Regions from separate parts of the Homo sapiens genome. Here region 2 is linked to region 1. A link is an interaction called in ENCODE POLR2A ChIA-PET data of the cell type or tissue named here. Cell type or tissue: GM12878. All regions are shown on one strand.

The links. ChIA-PET counts read pairs that join two places held together with the same protein. Peaks named below come from ENCODE experiments on the same cell type or tissue, not always from the same donor. Only the 100,000 strongest peaks of a DNase experiment are listed, where the experiment ranks them.
Region 2: POLR2A ChIA-PET joins it to region 1 with 5 read pairs; 13 of 35 experiments call an interaction of 5 or more read pairs at or near these places.

What each region holds. Positions count from the first base shown.
Region 1 is chr14:93,213,489-93,215,988 of GRCh38, forward strand. It overlaps UBR7 (ubiquitin protein ligase E3 component n-recognin 7), which reads left to right. Exons shown (of 11, transcript NM_175748.4): 5 at 1,441-1,494; 6 at 1,688-1,793. Among named protein-coding and RNA genes, the nearest start is that of UBR7, 7.5 kb to the left of the region's middle. In GM12878, no CTCF peak of the experiment used is centred here; no DNase peak of the experiment used is centred here.
Region 2 is chr14:93,102,391-93,104,890 of GRCh38, forward strand. The region is part of intron 2 of ITPK1 (inositol-tetrakisphosphate 1-kinase); the gene reads right to left. Among named protein-coding and RNA genes, the nearest start is that of ITPK1, 12 kb to the right of the region's middle. In GM12878, no CTCF peak of the experiment used is centred here; a DNase peak (open chromatin) is centred at 1,431; H3K4me3 peaks cover 670 bases; H3K27ac peaks cover 1,083 bases.

The DNA.
Region 1 (2,500 bases):
AGTAGAGTCAGGGTTTCACCGTGTTAGCCAGGATGGTCTCAATCTCCTGACCTCATGATCCGCCTGCCTCGGGCTCCCAAAGTGCTGGGATTACAGGCGTGAGCCACCGCGCCCAGCCAAAGAATAGTATCTTAAATTTTTTTTTCTTTCCCTGATGATAAGTGAGGTTATGCATCTTTTCATAAGTTCATTGGACATCCATAATAACCTTCTCTCTGAATTGTCCTTTCATATCCTCAGTCCATGTTTTGATTGGTTTGGGTTTTGTCTGGGTATTTACCGATTTGAAAGAGTACTTTTTGTCTTTAGAGATATTAGTCTTCTGCCTTCTTCCTTGCTTTCTAATTGCGTTGGAACTATAATTATTGAACCAAATTATATAGAGGGACAGATTGAAAGTCTCTTTGAGTTAACAAAAATAAAACCTTAAAACTGGATTTTTTTTTTCTTTTTTTTAAGACGGAGTTTCGCTCTGTCACCCAGGCTGGAGTACAGTAGTGCGATCTCAGCTCACTGCAACCTCTGCCTCCCAGGTCCAAGCGATTCTTCTGCCTCAGCCTCCTGAGTAGCTGGGATTACAGGCACTCGCCACCATGCCCGGCTAATTTGTGTATTTTTAGTAGAGACAGGATTTCAGCATGTTGGCCAGGCTAGTCTTAAACTTCTGACCTCAGGCGATCCACCCACCTTGGCCTTCCAAAGTGCTGGGATTATAGGCGTGAGCCACCACGCCCAGCCAAAACTGGATATTTTAAGGCATGTGGTAAAGTGTTACAGCTCCTCCTGTTCCACAATATGTGCTTTTTTATTCCCTTTAAGAAGCCTACGATAGGAAAAGGACAGAACAACATTGGGATGTTAATTAACAGTTATGAGAGCCTGGGAGTAAAAGAAAATCATCCCCAAAATAGTCTATGTCCTTTGGTATATTATTTTCCTAGGGCCAGCATTTAATTATTTAATTTATTCAAATTAGAGGAGTTATCTATCGAGGTTTTTCATAACATTTACTTTTCAGTGTACTTGGCAGGATGGTTCTTCTGCAGCAGAAAGGCATTGTCTAATTTTTCAATATTATAAAGAAGGCTGGAGTGAACATCCTTATACAGTAATACAACTGAATATTGTATTAAAGGATGGTGTGGTAAAAAGTCCCAGTTGTCACTGTCTGCACTGGTCCATTCACATTACTTGCCTGGGCCTGAGTTTTGTATAAAATGGGAATGCCCTCCTTGTCTACACAGTTTTGTGAGAATCAGATATTAAGTAATGGATGTGAAAGAGCCTTGAGATTGTTTGTAAAGTGCTTATCTCAATGTAAGCCTTTGGAACACCAGTTCATGTAGAACAAATATTTAGTATCTTATTTTACTGTGTGCCAGGTTATTTCCATGTTCCCGAATTCAATGTAATCCTTAACAAACTGCTTTTCTCTGTTAGATTCCAGATGAGATGATCCAGTGCGTAGTCTGTGAAGACTGGTTCCATGGAAGGGTAAGGAAAATGTTCCACCTTTTGAAACCATTGTTGTCACAAAAAGATAAAGGTTATATTTTACATTATAATTAGTCTTCTAAAAATAAATTCTAATGATATGATCAGTGTATTATTACAGTATTTATAAAATAATGGGCATTTTGGACAATTTGGCAATCACAAGAAAATTTTTGGTGTTCTATATTCACAGCATCTTGGTGCCATTCCCCCTGAGAGTGGGGATTTTCAGGAGATGGTATGCCAGGCCTGCATGAAACGTTGTTCTTTTTTGTGGGCTTATGCTGCACAATTGGCAGGTAGGTATCTTTGTGAAGTTGGTGTGCCACAAACTTGTGCTTGTGAAATTTGTATGTTCAATTCAGAATTTTTAGCAACTATTTTTAACTGGGCTCTGTGGTTATAAAATAGTATATGTTCTGGCCAGGCATGGTGGCTCACGCCTGTAATCCCAGCACTTTGGGAGGCCAACAAGACAGATGGATCACCTGAGGTCAGGAGTTCGAGACCAGCCTGGCCAACATGGCGAAACCCCATCTCTACTAAAAATATGAAAATTAGCCTGGCGTCACGGCGCTTGCCTGTAATCCCAGCTACTCCAGAGGCTGAGGCAGGAGAATCACTTGAACCCAGGAGGCAGAGGTTGCAGTGAGCCGAGATCACGTCACTGCAGTCCAGCCTGGGCAATAGAACAAGACTCCATCCTCAAAAAAAAAAAAAAAAAAAAAGAATAGTATGTGTTCTTTCTCCACAAGGTGCATAGATTTGTTGGGATACTACCAAAAACAAATTTATACTTAAATGATATGATGCAGAGTATTGATGAGACCAGAGTTAGAGAATGGAGGAGGCAGTTTTTGAATGGGATTTTGAAAGATAAATAGAACTGAAATAAGTTGTTAATTCTAACACATGGTATCAGTTGGGGAGGAGGTGGTGTCTTAGTCTGTCTGGGGTGCTAAAACAAAATACCTTAGGCTGGGTAATTTATAAACAATAGACAGAT
Region 2 (2,500 bases), 110 kb before region 1:
GAGGCGGCAAAGGCCTCTAGTGGCAAGGCCATAATTCCTTTTCTTTTCAAGGATCCCATGACGAATGTTAGGACTTTAAAATCTTAAAGAAAATAGGCTGGGCTGGGCGTGGTGGCTCACACCTGTAATCCCAACTCTTTGGGAGGCTGAGGTGGAAGGATCACCTGAGGTCCGAGAATCACTTAAACCTGGGAGGTGGAGGTTGCAGTGAGCCAAGATCACACCACTGCACTCCAACCTGGATGACAGAGCAAGACTAACAAAAAAGAAAAAGAAAATAGGCTGGCTAGGCACAGTGGCTCAAGCCTATAATCCCAACACTTCGGGAGGCTGAGACGGGCGATCGATCAAGCTCAGGAGTTACAGCCAAACCTGGCCAACACAGTGAAACCCTGTCTCTACAACAACGGCAAAAAAGACAGAAACAAGTCTGGGAGTGGTGGCTCATGCCTGTCATCCCAGCACTTTGGGAGGCCGAGGTGGGCGGATCACGAGGTCAGGAGATCGAGACCATCCTGGCTAACACGGTGAAACCCTGTCTCTACTAAAAATACAAAAAATTAGCCGGGCATGGTGGCAGGCGCCTGTAGTCCCAGCTACTCGGGAGGCTGAGGCAGAAGAATGGCATGAACCTGGGAGGCGGAGCTTGCAGTGAGCCAAGATCGCGCCACTGCACTCCAGCCTGGGCGACAAAGCAAGACTCCATCTCAAAAAAAAAAAAAAAAAAGAAAGAAAGAAAGAAAAAAAGAAAAATAGGGCCGGGCATGGTGGCTTACGCCTGTAATCCCAGCACTTTGGGAGGCTGAGACGGGCAGATCACGAGTTCAAGACCAGCCTGACCAACACAGTGAAACCCCATCTCTACTAAAAATACAAAAATTAGCCGGGCGTGGTGGCGCGTGCTTGTAATCCCAGCTACTCAGGAGGCTGAGGCAGGAGAATCGCTTGAACCCGGGAGGCAGAGGTTGCAGTGAGATTGCACCACTGCACTCCAGCCTGGGCAATAGAGCAAGACTCCGTCTCCATCTCAAAAAAAAAATAAGAAGAAGAAGAAACTCACGAGCCCAGGACCCTGAGAGGTACGTGACCCAGCACACTGTGGGCAAGAGCTCCCAGTGGTGAGACAACTGCCCTGAAGCTCTCCCTAAGACTGACCCTGGGGCTCCAGGAGACTGTGGTGCTCACTGCTGTATCAATCCCCAGAACCCAGGAGTGCCCAGCATACAGCAGGCACTCAGTAAGTATGTGGCATGTAAGTGCATAAAGGAATGAATGGGGTGTTTTTTAAAAAGAAGATGCCACGGCCCACCCCAGATTCATTCCAGGGGAGGGGGAGGCCTGGGAACCTGCACTAGGACAAGTACCCCAGGGTGGAGACCGGATGTTTCCTCACCTCCGCAGCCCAGCCCTTGACTGTTGGATGGAAACAGGGTGTGAGGCAGAAATGAAAGTGAAACTGCCACAGGAGGGTTCTCTCTGCACCCATCTACCATGCCCCGCCCTGCCCAGGAAGCAGCAAGCTGACCACTGGAGGATCCCCCAGAAAAAGATGGGTGGCAGCTCCCAGCAGAGATGTGTCAGAGGCCCCAGGCCCTGCCTTGGGCGGGTAGGAGGGCAGGTGAGGTGGCCTCTTGGGTGGAGGGGGAATCCTATCATTTGGCCCTAGGGCGGGTGCACTGCACCCACCTTACAGTTGGGAGGGCAGAGGCTCAGGACAAGTCTCATGCTCCAACTTCACTGCCATCTCCACCATGCACTATCCTCCTGGGCCCAACAACTGCACACAAAGGATGCTCAGAAAAGAACCCCTTGAGGCAGGGCGCGGTCGCTCACACTTGTAATCCCAGCATTTTGTGAGGCCAAGTTGAGCAGATCACCTGAGGTCAGGAGTTTGAGACTAGCCTGGCCAACATGGTGAAACCCCATCTTCTCCACTAAAAATACAAAAATTTGCTGGGTGTGATGGCGGGTGCCTGTAATCCCAGCTACTGGGGAGGCTGAGGTGGAGGTTGCAGTGAACAAAGATCACACCTTGCACTCCGGCCTGGGTGACAATAGCGAAACTCCATCTCAAAAAAAAAAAGAACAGAACTCCTTGATTTTCCTGACATCGATCGACGGCAGCTGGATGCTGTGTTGAAGACAAAGGCAACCTGGCGGAGTGGAAACAGCATGGTTTCAGGAGTCACCCATCCCTGAGGGTGAATCCAAGCTGTGCTGCTCACAGCACCTGGCCTCTCCCTGAGTCTCAGGGCCCTCATCTAGCAAATGGAGACCCCTCAGCCATCCTGGAGGGTAGTTATCCCATCTGCAATAGTGCCTGACCCCCATGGTAGGTTCTCAGGATCCTCTGAGATCTGGCATGAGCCATGAATGTACAAGGGGGCAGAGAGGAAGCAACACAGCCCTGCCAAAGCACAGCAGGCCGCCTGAACAAACCCAGAGTCCCAGTTTCTGGCTTGGGCTCCAAGAGCGCCCAGAGTGACCCCAGGCTAATAAG